Regions from separate parts of the Homo sapiens genome. Here region 2 is linked to region 1. The links are chromatin loops, found by intact Hi-C in ENCODE. Cell type or tissue: heart right ventricle. All regions are shown on one strand.

The links. Peaks named below come from ENCODE experiments on the same cell type or tissue, not always from the same donor. Only the 100,000 strongest peaks of a DNase experiment are listed, where the experiment ranks them.
Region 2: a loop joins it to region 1, with 5 times the contacts of the local background. A loop is called at or near these places in 29 of 110 quality-filtered maps.

What each region holds. Positions count from the first base shown.
Region 1 is chr1:175,884,343-175,892,342 of GRCh38, forward strand. It overlaps LOC124904458 (a long non-coding RNA gene), which reads right to left and starts at 2,394. Exons shown (of 2, transcript XR_007066743.1): 1 at 977-2,394. In heart right ventricle, CTCF peaks have their summits at 3,778 and 3,977; a DNase peak (open chromatin) is centred at 3,789.
Region 2 is chr1:175,370,715-175,378,714 of GRCh38, forward strand. All of the region lies in intron 9 of TNR (tenascin R), which reads right to left. Among named protein-coding and RNA genes, the nearest start is that of KIAA0040, 180 kb to the left of the region's middle. RefSeq lists an enhancer at 3,192-3,341. In heart right ventricle, CTCF peaks have their summits at 3,277 (motif pointing right) and 3,476; no DNase peak of the experiment used is centred here.

The sequences.
Region 1 (8,000 bases):
CCTCTCCCTCCCCTCTTCCATTTAACCCGTTGTCTTCCTCTCCTGAGATCCCATCTGCTCCTGGCCAGCACCTGGTGTGCTGTATCAGTCCCTGTCTGTTTTTCTAGCTAGGTTGCTGCATTTGGGAGGGGAGAAGGAGGCACTACCGATCCTGAGAGGAGGACTACTGTCAGGGCCGGACTAGTGTCAGGGCCGGAGAAGAGGCCCTCCAGCTGGGCTATGTTCCCTGAGACCATCTACAAACAATGGGATCTTTTACAGGGAAAAGAAGACTTCTTGTTAGTGCAGCTCCCACACTCATGGTGCTAAAAGACTTATGATTCCTCCCCAGGCTTGAGTTACAGTAAAATAACTTCTAGCCCTCACCTTTAGGAGGGATGGGGATGGATAAAACCCTCTGGACACGTTTTTCTCATTTTCACTCTCCAGAGACATCTGTGACTGCCTTGGGGTTACTCCTCTCCTCCCAGGTCAAGTTCACCTCAAGCAAATACATTGATCTTGGAATTCACTGAAGCCTGGAACCATCCCAACTCCCATTCTCCCCTCTGTATCTCAGGCCTAAAGCCTGGAAACTCCTGGGAACATTCAAGGGCCACACCCTGCCCAGTGCCTGCTTCCATCTACCTCTCCTTCCACCCATCTCCCCCCACTGACACCCAGACACCCAACAGGCGTGAAACTCGTCCCTCGCCATTGTTCTTGGCAGGCCTTCCTTGTATCCCCTAAAGAACACACCCCCACTTATTTTGCTCCTCACTTGTTAATCTTTTTGTGTATAATGGAAATAATAATAGAATCTACTTTGAGTGAATATGAGTATTAAAGGAGTTGATGTGTGCAAGCTGCTTAGAGTACATATACAGTGTGAATATAAGCACTTGTTCCATGATTCTCTTAACACTTTCATGAGATGGGTATTTTCCCCCTTTTTAGAAATGAGAAAACTGAGGCTGAGAGAAGTAAAATGACTTACTTGGGCTGATGGGTAGTAAGTGGCAGAGCTGGGACTCAATTCTCAGGCTTCTCTCCCTCATTTCAGGATTTGCCACATCATGTTAGGCAGCCTCACTGAAAATAGAATGAATGGTCCTTGCCCACAGGAAATCTAATCCAGTCAAGGAGACTGTACAAATGCATGGAAAATTCCTGAGATTGTTTGTATCCAGAGCTGTTTCATAACTGGGGGAATCAGGAGAAAAGGAGGCTGAGGAGTGTGATGGCAGTCTTGCTCTCTAAGAGGCTGTTGTCAGAGGGCTCTTGGCTGCCTGCTCCATGGCCTCCTGAATGGGGATCTCTGCCCACTGCCTACCCCCCACCAATGGGGCCTCAAATTGTTACCCCTGGTTTGATTGACTGCCAGGAAAGAAACAACAAAAAACTGGACTAGATTAGCAAGGCAGCATATGCTGCTCATGGGAAGTTAAACAATTGCACTTCTAAATAACAGCTCAACGTGGAACAGAAGAGATGTCACAAGGCAAGATATGATTAATTGCCAAATGAATTATTTAAATTGTAATTGCAGAGGAGTTCAGAGGAGTGCATGATTGCTGTGGGGCAGGAAAGGTCAGGAGAGGCCAGGCAGGAGGGCTATGTGAGCTGGGCCCACAGCGAGGGCAATGTTGGGCTGCAGAGCCTGGGCAAAAGCTATTCCTGAAAGGTAGAATGAGAAGGTACAGATGGGAGATGGTTTGACCCTGGTGCCAGGACCTCACAGGAGCTGAACTGCAGACAGACCTGCCTACCACAGGCATCTCCCCGATGACCCCTTTCTCCTCTTGGCCTTCCATCTGCTCTCTGACACTATGTGACCTGAGTTCTAATCCCCCACCTTTCTCTGGCCTAGTGGCCTCCTGTGCCTATGCATCAATTGCTCAGTCTGCACAGTGGGTTGAGAGGGCATGTTTTTCAACCAACATAAGAGAGAAAAAGCCTATCACTAGGCCTGGGTTGGAGAAATACAAAATCAGTAAGGTTTGCTACAACTCCATTACATTAAGGCTTATTTTGCAGGGGCTCAAATACACGTGAGACGGATTACATTTCTTGAAATGTAAGAGAGCGACATAAGCAGAAACTTAGCAGTGCCCCAGACCTGAGCCTGAATCCCTCTCTGTCCTGTAAATGCTGTGTAATCTTGGATAACTTGCTTAACTTTTCTGAGCCTGAGTTTTCTCATCTGTAATGTGGACTGGTGTATGGATATCTCATAGAGTTGCTTTCAGAATTGCCTGGGATAAGTCGCACCAAATGCCCAATCTAAGACTGGCCCATGATAGCTCCATAAATGGTAGTGGTGATTAGCAAAGAGCGGTCTAACAGATAACAGCTAAAATAGCTCTTCTGTTTTGCAGCCCCCTATGGACAGTGCCATAAAGCAAGTGTTAGCCTATCTATGCCCCAAATGACAGGGATACTGTATGGTTATATCTAGTGCAAGGGCTAGAAGATAAAACAAAATGATGGACAAGCATGCCAGGCCCATGGGGACAGGATCAGCTCATGGAGAGGAACAATGGCATGTTAGGGTGCCTGCAGCATGCTGGTGGAAGACAGAGACTTGAACCCAGGCCACAGGATGTGGTACTATGCAGCCATTATAATGGAATTAGGAAGACTATGCAGAGATGTGGGGAAATAGTATTTTATGAAAATGGCAGAATATGAAACGGTATACATACCCTAGTAGCAACTGAATAAATATGTTAAGGTAAATTGTTTTTTTTTTCGAGACAGAGTCTAACTCTATCTCCCAGGCTGGAGTGCAGGGGTACCATCTCGGCTCACTACAACCTCTGTCTCCTGGGTTCAAGTGATTCTCGTGGCTCAGCCTCCCAAGTGGCTGGGATTACAGGCACACACCACCACACCCAGCTAATTTTTGTATTTTTAGTAGAATAGAGATGAGACTCCCTGTGTTAGTCAGGCTGGTCTCCAACTCCTGGCCTCAGGTGATCCACCCACCTTGGCCTCCCAAAGTGCTGGGTTTACAGGCATAAGCCACCATGCCAGGTCAATTTTTTTAAAGAAAAGTAACAACAGTTGTGGAATTGGGCTAGTGTGACAGTGGGGAGAGGACTATTCTGTGCTTAACTTTCCCTTTAGTATGATTAGCTCTTAGACCTACATAGGTCCCCCACGAAAGGCAGCAGCTTCCCAGGGAGAAAGGGGGCTCTGTGCCTCTTCTCCCCATCAGACGTCTTGGAGGTTAAGGCTCCAGCGTGGCTGTGTATTTACAGAGGCGTCAACAGACACGTCCAGCGAACAAGCACAGGGTGGGCCGTCCGGGAGCCTTGTGCCGCCAGGAGGAAAGCCGCACCGAGGGCAGCAGGTAGGGAGAGGTGATCCGTGCTGGGCCCGGCAGGGGAGAGATGCTGGCGAAGGCAGGCACAGCACAGCACTGCGGGAGGATGTGGGTCAGAGGACAGCAGCGGGAGGCGAGCCTTTGGCTCAGTGGAAGAAAGAACTGTCAGGCATTCTGAACAATCGACAACAAGGAGAGTTCCAACTGAGGCTGGATGAGCTGTGGTCAGGGGCTGGGCCTGAGGAGGCGACGGAGGATGCCGGAAATGGGTAGAAGGTAAGCCAGGATCAGTGGTTCCCAAACCTGACTGCCCATCACAATCGACTGGAGGTGCTTGTGAAAATACAGATTCCTAGGGCTCTGCCCCAGACCCACTGAACCTCCAGCACTGGTACCAGAATCTGCCTGTTTGGGAACCTCTTGGGGATTCTCCGGAGGCCGACGACTGGGCTAGCCCTGGGAAGCGCAGGCTGACACTGCCCCTAGTGGCCTTTGGAGATACTGTGCTAGACTCAGAGCCTTTATGAGGAGCCGGGGAGGCTGTGCAGGCACCGGGCAGCTTGGGGCACAGGGCTCGGACTTAGCGCTCGCACGTGAAGCCCCTGCCACTCTCTCCCAGCTCCCTCCTCCCCCAGGGAGGCTCTGATGGCTGCCAAGAGGTAAATCGAGCAGAACCCCTCCCCGCCACTCCCTAAGGAGCAGTCCGATGCCTGCGCATCCTCCTGCCTCGGAGGGGCCTGAGCGGGTCAGGCTGGAGCACATTGGAGTCCAACGAACAAATCTCCATAATGAAGGTGTACAAGGAGTCCAGATTTCAGTGACAAACCAAATATCACATTTCTTTTTTTTTTTCTTTAAATTGACTCAAATACAAGTATGAGTCTTCATCCCCTCCAGCTTGAGAGAAATTTACCCTCAGTCACCATAAAATCTCTCACCCCAGATCTAATGCAAGCCCAGGCTTCAAAGAAGACCTCCTGGTGGTTCTGAAGTTAAACTCTCCGCCCCTCAACTTCTCACGGGGAAACAGAAGCGGCTACTCTAAGCATGGATGAATACCTGTAAGGCGTTTACCACAGTGCCAGGCACAAAGCACTCAATTACCGTTGCTGTTGATCTGTCTATACTGTCTGCTATTGAGACACCCGTTATCCTGCCCACGATGTCCTTCCAGGCCCACACAACTCCTAGGGCCTGGAACCTTCAGAAAGTAGCCAGAAGTCTCCTCTAAGCTCTTGCTTCTCCCCAATTTGCTTTCACCAGATAGTTCCCAGATCCTCACTCTCTCTCAACCCATTATGGGGAAACATCACTCTTTCCGTCTATCTCTCTCTTTCTCATTACCCTCAATGGCATTTGGCATAAGCTCTTCAATGTGTTTAGTTCTGCACCAAGGCATGGAGAACAGCTGCCTTTGAGCAACTTCCAAGGCTGCCAGACTGAAATGGGAGATGGAGAAAATATAGGGAGAATCAATGCCTGTTTCAGTGAATGGAGCTGGGATTCAAATCCAGGCATCCTGACTGCAGAGCCCTGAGTGTCCCCACCTACACACACCCTGTGTAACTCACAGAGCCTGCCAATGTGGGAAGGGCTGCTGGCACTGAGTATGGCCCCTCCCAGGCCTACTCCACTTTAATGGAGGCTCCAGTGGACAAATTCCTTAGCTCTGAGGAATGGCTCTCTCATGGTAAAGTCTGCAGACCTCGGGGAAGCGTGGCTAACAAATGTTGAGGAATGGAGCCTCTTGATGTCCCTCCAATCACACTCCGCAGGCTTCAGACCCACTATAACCCCATTCATTCCTTCATTCATTCAATCAGTCAAGTCAATACGATTTCTTCTCAGTGCCTGCTGGAGCCATGCAATGCTGCACAGACACCTTGAAGAGCCCTGGCAAAGTCTGAAGTCACAGAAGGCATGACTTAGAGGCTCCAGGATGGGCCAATGGGCCACTGAGGGTAGCGAGACTTAAAGGCATGATTTAGAGGCTCCAGGATGGGTCATTGGTTTTAATCCCTGGCTCCTGTCTTCCCCTTCACTTTGGCAGGCTGTAGGCTACCAGATCAGAAGGCAATGCCTTGAAGAAACCCTCCCAGCAGGGTTGCCAGAGTAAATATAGAACACCTGGTTAAATTTGAATTTCAGTGATAAATTTTTCAAGTTTATATCCCAAATACTGTACTGAATGGGAAATATCTATACCAAAGAAAGTATCTGCTATTTATCTGAAATTAAAATGTAACTGGGCTCCCTGTAGTTTTCTTTGCTACACCTGTCAACCTTACCTCCCTGGGGCATCCAGTCCTAATCTATGTTTCCCAGGAAGCCACCCAGGCTGCATTTTCCAAATTCTGTAGAGAGTGTTTACACATGTACAGCAGTGGCTGTGGCTCAGAGAGGATAACAAATGCTCCAAACCACAGAGGGCTTGTGCACAGAGTACAATCACAGCTAACACCTGGTACTTTCCAGGTCTTCAGATGGGCCAGGCGCTGACCTGTTTTACCCATATTCATTCATTTAATGTTTGCAATAACCCCATAAGGTCAATGCTATTACCATCCCCGCTTCAGAGATAAGGGACCCAAGGCATAGAGAATTAAGATCACACAGCTAGGCCGGGCACGGTGGCTCATGCCTGTAATCTCAATACTTTGGGAGGCTGAGGCGGGCAGATCACGAGTTCAGGAGATCAAGACCACCCTGGCCAACATGGTGAAACCCTGTCTTTACTAAAAATACAAAAATTAGCTGGGTATGATGGCGTACCCCTGTAGTCCCAGCTACTCAGGAGATTGAGGCAGGAGAATCACTTGAACCCGGGAGGTGGAGGGTGCAGTGAGCCAACATCAAGCCACTGAACTCCAGCCTGGTGACAGAGCAAGACTCAGTCTAAAAAAAAAAAAAAAGAAAAAAAAAATCACACAGCTAAAAAGGGCAAAGCCAGGCAGATCTGGGACATGAAGGCCACTCCTTAGCTTGCATACAGCCTTTATTTGTTTATTTATTTATTTATTTTGAGATGGAGTCTTGCTCTGTCGCCCAGGCTGGAGTGCAGTGGCACGATCTCAGCTCACAGCAAGCTCCGCCTCCTGGGTTCACGCCATTCTCCTGCCTCAGCCTCCCGAGTAGCTGGCACTACAGGCGCCCGCCACCATGCCTGGCTAATTTTTTTGTAGGTTTAGTAGAGACAGGGTTTCACCGTGTTAGACAGGATGGTCTCGATCTCCTGACCTTGTGATCCGCCCGCCTCGGCCTCCCAAAGTGCTGGTATTATAGGCGTGAGCCACTGCGCCCGGCCGCATACAGCCTTTATTTTTTTTAATAAGAACAGGCCTTGGACCTCCACTGAGGAGAAGATGGCACGAGGGCATGTGTTGGTATGGAGCTGCAGACAGGCTGTCCCATCAGGCCATTTTCCCTCTCAGCATCATGTGACACCACTGAATTGTGTATTCGTTCATACAAACACAGCTACATTTACATTAAAGTTGTGATGGCGCATTGGGCAGCTGCTGGCCCTGTCTGTCACAGGGAATGTGCATCCTGCGGCTCCACGGAGAAACCGGGATGTCACTTCTAGAACAAGTCCAGCTCCTGTGCTGGGATTCCTCCTCACACTCCTCAGGGCCCCTCTGTAAGGTTCACTCCCCTTCCGACACATTACACATTTTATTTGTAAGGATGTCTTTACAGCTTATCTCTTTCAATAAAAAGCAAGTCCTAAAGCAAGGAGCATACCTTCTATTTGACAAACTTTTTTTTTGGAGCATTTACTATGTACCAAGGCACAATGCTAGGCTATAAAAGGCTTGTCCCTATCCACGTGGAACTGACAACTTAGTGGTGGCCAGGGTGGGTGGGGAGAGACAATCAAAGAAACCAGCAGAACACACACAGTGGGTTCTAACAGGAGCACTGGGTACAGAGAGGAGGTGTGCAGCATGGACGTGAGGTAGGGGGAGCAGGCAGAGGGCCATGGTCCAGGACAGCTTTCCAGAAGGCAGGAGGGGAAGGACCTGCTGGATGGACATGTGTGATCCACGCTGGGACCTATGAGCTGCAGGGAGGAAGCAGAGACACAGCGGCAGGCAGCACTTTCAAGATGTTTTAGGAATGTTGCTGTGGTCTACATATCTCCCTCCAAGGAGTTCAAGAAAAGACAGTAACGAACTTGAGTCTTTTTGAAATGACACATTGGTTGTTAAACAGCGCACTGCTCAGAAACTGGACCATGAGCGTCCCGATGTTGCTTCATAAGCCACACATCTTTTGCCACCCACTCTGTTCCAGGTGCTGATGACACCAAGCTGGATGAGACACAGTCCCTGCCCACCTTACGCTCCACCTCTCACACCCCCAGCTCATCCAGCTTCCACCTTCAACTCCTTGCCTCACACGGAGGCTGGAGGAATTGCCCGAGGGGTGGGTGGTCACACGGTGTAGCAGGAGAGGGGATGATACTAGGAGGGGAAGCAGGGGAGGGGATGACAAGGACCCATGCCAACGGCAGCTCTGTCTCCTCCATTTCTACAACACTGTAGTGTTTGTTCACCTCAAGCCATCATCATTCTCCACGGAGGACTTGACAAGGCTGATTGCCACTGCTGGGCAGAGACAGAAGACCCAACTCAGAAGAAAAAGAGCTATCTGAGTCCCTAGTCTCCTGAGTGACCCAGCTGGGTAGAGC
Region 2 (8,000 bases), 510 kb before region 1:
TTGCCTATAATGAAGTAGAAATTCTCCAACATAGATGAAGGGTGACAGATGGAGGGAGTAAGACAGAAATTATACGTTGCCAAACAGATCTAACATGTAACATTTTCATCCCAGTTTCTTATTTATGAAGCTTAAATGAAATGTTCAATAATTTACAATGGAATCATCTTCTCCCAGAAAACTGCAGAGCAGAATTTAATGTGTTCTCTTCCCAGGTTTTCTGTCTAGAGGATGGAAAAGTGGGACTTGCTTATAGGTTTGTGCCTGCTGCTTTCCTTTGATTTTCAGCAGCTTTCTTCCATGCTACAAGTGAATTGTTGCTCTTTGCCAGCAGGTTAGACACAGTTCTGCTGGAAAAAAAAAAAAACCACATGTATCCGAGGCATAGCCAGTGCACTTAGATATCAGCACTCTGAGTACTCCTAGGGATTTCTCACTTTTTAAAGACCCCATTGCTCTCTATCAATGCCCCCTTTATCTCTCCATCCAACTCCTGCAAGTGGTAACATATAAATGGCCCTGTTCCCTTTCTTAACAATAGCACAGAAAATTCATCCCATAGGAAATCACTACTCTCTGTTCCTTATAGAACTTTCTTTGTTCAACTTGGAGGTTGATGCTTTTCTCAACTCTTTCACCTCACACCCATTCTTCTTGGAACCCCTAAAGCACAGTCATACATTCAACAAATATTAAGGGCCTCCTTTGTGTCAGACACAAGGTGGTGTGAGCTGAACAAGACATTAGCCTTGCCTTTTGGGGGTGAAAAGGAATCTGTGCTAAAAAAGTAAAATAATTATTTAGTGAGCACCCATAATATGCCTAGCACTAAGCTACATGGAAAAGAATAATGACGAAGGGGAGGGAAGAAAAAGAGAAGTAAAAAATGAAGACTTTTTGAGTGTCTGATGGTAAAGAGTTATGCAAGTATTACTGAGCTTCTTAAAGATTCACACGTTATTTAATTTCCCTGAAGCACTACTGATAGGGTATTGCAGATGAGCAAACAGGGGCTCCAAGAAGTCTATTCCTTGGCCAAGGTCACAAAACTGATACATGATACAACTAGGTTTGGAACCCAAGTCTCTTGTTATTTTCTGACTCATGATAGCATGGTTCCCATCCCTGAGTCTTACAGGCCAGGAGGAAGGAGTGGAGTAAGCAACTTGGAATTCGAGAGTGATTTGGTACCTGTTATAGTTTGGATGCTTGTCCCCTCCAAATCTCATATTGAATTGCCATCCCCAATGTTGGTGGTGGGGCCCAGTGGGAGGTGTTTGGGTCATGGGGGTGGATCCCTCATGAATGGCTTGGAGCTGTCCTCCAGATAGTGAGTGAGTTCTCGTGAGATCTGGTTGTTTAAAAGTGTGTGGCACCTCCCCCCAACCCTTGCTCCCTCTCTCATTGTGTGATGCGCGGGCTACTCCTCCGGCTTCCCGCATGATTGTAAGCTTTCCGAGGCCCTCACCAGAAGCAGATTCTGGCACCATGTTTCCTGTACACTCTGCAGAACTGTAAGCCAGTCAAACCTCCTTTCTTTATAAATTACCCACCCTCAGGTATTCCTTTATAGTAATGCAAATGGACTAATGCAGGACCAAAGCAGAGGCTGCTAACTAAGAGGACAAGATCAGCATGGGACTAAGAGGACACGATCAGCAGGGAGAAGATCAGCATGGGCTGTAATAGTCAGATAAGTCTTTCCAGAGAAGGCATTTGAGTTGGAACTTAAAGCTGGCTAAGATAAGGAAAGATAGAGGGAAGGAAATATGGAATTCTCTAGTGGCCAGAATGGGGCATAATGAGCATTCATAGATTAATTAGGGCTAGAAAGGAACAGGAGTTAGCACATTCTCACCTGCAGTGCAAGGACTGTGGTGATAAAGGCAGAATGACTCACTTAGCCCTGTTTTGGGAACCTATTCTTCATGCCTGCTGTCGCTAGCAGGGAAAGTGGTAGGGAGAAGGAGGCCCAAGGAACTGAGATTGCTGTCTCTTGCTAGCAAAAACATGAGTAAGATACTTGGGGTCTGCAGACTTGGTTGGGATCAAGTGGACATGAGGAAATATGGACCTTTCCATCTTTAAATCCCTGAGATCATCTCCCAAGTGTCTGTGAAGCTCAAGTCTATGAAACTGAGGTTAGGGGTGTGATTGGCCCTAGTGCACTGGGTGCCTACCTTCACAGAGAGGGACAAACTGAGGACCCTGTCCCCAAGGAACTTGCAGTCAATCTGCGATTTTTATAGTGATTATGTTATTATTGTTAGTTTTCATGTTGGTTTCCTCACTAGACTCTTAGGTCTTTGGGTCAAAGATTTTATTTTTTTCAGTATGTAGTATAGTGAGAAAACATGCACAGAAGCAGCATGGTGCTGGTGGCAGTAGCGGTGGTGGTGGGGAGTGTTGGGGAGACTCCGAAGAGAGGATATCTGGACTGGGTTTTGAAGGACCCATGGACATCTGGTGGCAGGGAGGGCATCCCAGACAAAGGAAACAGGGCATGCAAAGGCAGCTCTGGCAAAATAATTCATGAAAACCCAGGGACTAATATAGGGTCCCTCATAGAGAAATTTCCCATCAGTGGAATTTGGAGACCAGAGGTTTCATGGGGGAGATATGTGGAGAATATCTTTGGAGAGCCCCTGAAATCACACCAGATAGGCACCAATCTACTTTTTAGTTAAATGGAGATCTGAGCAGTCAGCCTCCCCACACTTATCTCTTTGGATAATGACAGGTGCATCTTCAGGATTCCTGGAATGAGTCAGGCTTTCGAGGCCATCTCCCTGCTTTTTTGGGTGTGCATGATGTTCAAGTTTCAAGAGAAGCAGCCAATTCCATCCTGATTTAAAGGAAGGGACTGGCCTAACAAGCCCATTTTTGATAAGAAAAATAATACTTCTAAGGCCTGTTTCCAGATGGAACTTTCTTATTGCTGGTGGAATTAATGAGAAACACAGCTCATCAACCTTGTCATATAGGAGCATCCCTATTCTGGGTTGTTGCTGTGAACAAGTACTCCCTGCTGAGGAGTGGAAGCTGCAGCTGAAATATTCCCACCTGGCTTTTCCCCCAGCCCCCTTATCCCCAGCCTTTAAGACAAATAAGGAATAGGCCCTGTATGTCCCAGCTCCGTGAGGAAGAGGTATGTGGAAGCCTTTGTCCTTTCTTTCCTCCTCTTCAACTTGGGTCTCTGCAGCCCACTCCCCAGCTTCCCGCCCCTGGAAGGTGACACCATGTTTAGAGGGTGCCTTACCAAAGTGACCACTTGGGGTCACTGTGACTTCGCCCAAAGGAGGCTGAGCACTGTCTGGCCCGGGACCCCAGGCCCTGTGCCTGGTCCTTTCCTCCTCAGAAGAGCTGCAGGGCGTTGAAGGTCTGGTGCTGGGTTTGGTGTTTGTGCACTGGCCCATCAGGGAGTGCAGACATAGCGAGGTGGACATTGAGTGCCGTGGTCAGTGCTGACTTGCCAGCTGGACTCCCTCTGGAGTCTCAGATTTCTTCCCCTGCAGACAAGCACGTGGCCTGCCAGTGTACCCTGAGGAGCCGACCTTCTCACCACTAGATCCCCATTTGGGCCAGAAACCTTGAAGGCGGCAACTCCCAAAGCATGATCAGGACGTACTTGCAGGCATCAGCCTAGCGTGTGTGAGTGTGTGTACGTGTGAGGGTATGTGAAAGTGTAGTGTGTACGTATGAGGGCATGAGCATGTGTGGTGTGTATGACTATGAGTGTGTGCATGTGTGTATGAGTATGTGTGTATGTGCATGTGAGTGTGCATATGTGCTTAAGTGTAAGTGCAAGAGTCTGTAGGTGTGTTTGTGTGTACATGTGTGCATGTGGTGAGTGTGAGTGCATCATGTGTGGCTGGCTGTAAGTCTCTGTTTTCTTGCAGTCCTATGTTGTATCACATCTGTAGAAACTGTAAAGCTTCTGGATTTCCTAGGCCCTGTTGGCAATTTTTCAGCTTGTCAACTGGAGATAGAGATAGTCCTGGTGCAGGGAGAGGCAGCAGGTTAGCAAATGCCACCATGAGGCCTAAGGCAGGTGCCCTGTGGAGTGGGTAAGGGGTGCGATGAACGGGCCCTGGGTGGTTGTGAGAGCACGGTGCTCCTGTGACCGTATGGGCCTGGCTCCTTTTGCCTTGTTTCCTGGTCATGAGAATCCTTACGGATCCTAAGCTTCTGTTCATGAGGGAAGACCAGGTGAGAGAGAGTGGATGGCTTAGGGCAAGCCCCCTCCCCTCCTGCTAAAACACAACCACATGCCTTTTTGATGAAAGATTAGAGCAGTCACCTTGGACACAAAGGCCAGAGTAGTGTTTATAATTTGCGTTAGTCCCAGTCAGGGAAGTTGATTTTTTTCGCTAAATTGCAATCAGCAACTAAAAATCTTCTCCCTCCCTTCTCTCTCTCTTTCCCTCCCTCCTTCCACTTGGAGTTTTCTAAATGATTTGTTGTTTTTTTTTTTTGTTGCTGCCCAGAAAGCAGAATGGTATTGTACCCTGTTACATGGTGCCAGGTTCTAATCTGGCTGGTAAGATGTGTAACACTCAAGGACCCCTTTGGGACTATAGGTATGGTGCACAGGCCAAACAGACATCATACAGGCTAAGTGACTGAGACTAAAACAGACTTATTAAGGACACAGAAGCCACTAGAGCAGAGAGAAAAAGTCATTGCAGACATTGAGTCTGTTGTTCAGAAACAAATTCATATCCCAGAAGGAATTCTCTGGACATTGCCTACAGAGAATAATGGGGGGGGAGTGTTTGAATTTTGGGCACCAGCCTGGACTCTGTGTGGCAGAGGGCAACATTTGTAAAGAGGGAGGTCAAGAGGGGGTACTTGCTGCCAGCCAGCTCTGGGAATGTCTCAGAGACCAGGAGAGTCAGGAAGGGCCTGGATTCCACAACAAAGAGGAAAATGGTGGCCTCAGAGACAACGGCTTCTGCAGGGAATGGCAAATACAGGTGCCATAGAGCTTTAAGTGTTGAGTCAACAGTGAGAGTAAAGGGGGCCTGACCTTGTGCCCAGCAAAGGCCAGGCTGCCACGGCTTCAGGTCTGAGCTTTGTGAGGATTAATACCAATAAAAAATTGAATGGGTATTGAGTGCTTACTGTGTGCCAGGCTCCATCCTAAGTTCTTGAATAGGGATATATGTATGATTTCATTTAATTCTCGCTACAACCCAATGAGGTAGATAGGATGTCTTTTAGATGAGAGAACTAAAGTGCAGGAAATTTAAGAAATTTGCTCAAGGATGCACTTTTCATGAAGCTGGTCTCCCCCCTGAGTGGGGTACTTCCACAGCTGTGCTCTAAGTGAGTGCTTCTCACTCATAGATTTCCTTGAAGCAGGGGTCCTAAAATGCAGGCTCTGGGTTGGTAGTTCTCGGGGGAAGAGGCCTCCAACATCTCTGGGCGTAATGCCCAGGCTGCTGGTGGCTGCACCACGCTGTGAGAGGCAAGGTTCTAAACCACTAGGCCACATGGACTAAAGGAGGACATCCTAAACCATCCAGTAGCTCACAGACCTCCTCATCTCTTTCGTCTTCACCACTGTCATCCACTTACTGAGTAGTTTGTTGTCAGAAGCACTACCTTAAACTCGTTAAATGTATTGCCTCATGAATGCCTCATGATGGCACTGTGGGGTCAGTGGTATCAGTCCCCTTTAACAGATGAAGAAACAGAGGTTTAGAAAGATTCAATCAACTGTCCCAAATCACACAGCAAGTGGCAAGCCTGGGTACAGAGTTGAAAGTCTAGGCTCTTAGCATGTTGCATGGAGCAGAGCATTCAGATCAAACTGTGTCTGAACACAGGCATTGGAGGCTGAAAAACTTAACTTTTTACGCTCCAAGTTGGAGAGTGAGTGAGAAAGCACAATGTTTTAGAGCCAGAGTCAAACTTCTCCCTTTTGTCCCTTTCTCTTTTTCATGGCTCTCCCTTCTCTTCCCCCAGATGCCTCAGCAAGAGAACCAACAATCCTTGCAACTAGCATCTCAGCGAGTACAAATACACTTGATTTCCTTATGTGCCAATAATCCCTTCTTAAATTATGTTAAGCTATTTGCCTCATAAATCTCCTCAGCAGTGAACTCCCTGAGATAATTATGTGTAATATATAAATGTAATATTATATATATATATATATATACACATATATTTGAAATGTTTTAAATCTGACTGTAACAAAAAATCAACCTATTTAAGCCCCCTACTCAATAATAATTTTCCCATCGCTTCTAGGTCTGTGGCATTTAAATTTGGACTGTCCCTTACATTTTACTTCTTTAGCAGAAGCAGCTGTGGAAGGGGAATCTTCTGACTGGGACTCGAAAGGACTGGCTTTGAATCACAGCTGTGCCCCTTGCTAGCCTTGTGAACTTGGGCAGGTTTTCAAACTCCACAAGCCTCAGTTTCCTCATCTGTAAAATGGGAATGCTAACCATACCCACCTCATGAGGTGGTTGTGAAGATTAAAGAAGCTATAACTGTATGAGAGTTCCTGGAATAAGAGAGATGATCAGTGAGTGTCGGATCTTCTTTTTTCCCGGTAGAGGGAAATAATAACTAGGACGTGGGGTTTTCTATCTCTCTCATGATGTCATGGCGCATCCTCCATCTGAACAGTTAGCCATCGATTTTATATAACTGCTAATTACCAAATTAGCCTGCGGCTCTAGGCAGGGATGGGCTGCGCTTAGAATCAGTTCCCTCCTGTATCATTTCAGGGTTTTTTTTTTTTTTTTTTTGGATTTAGCTTAATTTTTGTGACTGTTTCTAGCTCTCTGCGAGGCCCTATGCCAGCTGGTCTATCCTTTCTCTGCTTAATTCACCCCCGTTAATCTGCTTGGTCAGCATATCTTCTCATCTCCTTGCTGTGCCTTTAGGAGTGCGTCTGTCTGGAAAAGGCATTTATTATATTTACTTTAACTGGCTGTGTTTGGCAAGGTGGTCTGGGATTTCAACTTGGGAGGAAAACTGCTTTGATTATACTGCCCTTGTTTACCGTATGCACTCTTTGCTGTGTATCCCTTGTCTATCAAGACAGCAAATACTTTTGCAGGAATCCAAGACACAAATTAAACAAAATCTCTGTCTGTGAGCACATTGGCAGCTCCTGGTCCATGACTGTTCTGCACAGCATCTCCTTTATCTGAAAACCACACCCCCATTTCCAGTCTTCTACTCTTTGGTGAGTTTGGGAAGGGAGGTTTTCTTGGATGGGTGAGCCAGAGGCCCCAGGAGTGGTGTTGCCTGGGTCTCACATTCCCAGGGGACAGGGAACACTTCCCAGCCAGGTATCATGGTGACCGAGGACACTGCCTTAGTCCATGCCATCATCATCTCCCTTTGACTCCAGCAGCAGCCTCCTAACCAGTCTTCCTGCCTCTGACCTTGCCCTTCTCTGTACAATCCAGTCATTACATCACCTTATTTAAAATCTTTCAATGACTCTCTGTTGCCCTCAAGAATAAACCTAAACTTTTCATCGGGTGCATAAGGCATGACTCGGCTCTCATTTTATCAGTGAATTCTTGCAATCCATGCCCAAGTCATAGTGAACTTCTGCAGCTTCATTCATTCATTCATTCATTCATTCATTCAGGAAATGGTGAACCCTGAGATTCAATGATGAGCAAAACCAAATATGGTGCAATGTTCACAGAGATTTAGGTGTAGGGTGGAGACTGACAGTCAAATAGTCATGCCACACATGTAAAATGATAACCTGAGGAGTGCTAAGAAGTGAATGGAAACTGGCAAGATGAAGCTGCCGGACAGAATGAATGGAACTCTCTCAGGAACAATATCAAATTTGACCACTAAAGCTCCCTAAAGTGGGGAGTAACCTGGGAGTGGAAAGGGAAGCCTGCATTGGCTAGATGAAGAGGTTCCCATCAGGCAGAGGGAACAGCATTTGCCAGTCCTATATAGCAGGAGGGAAAACGTATTTGAGAAATGGAAAGAAGCAGACTTGTGGGCCT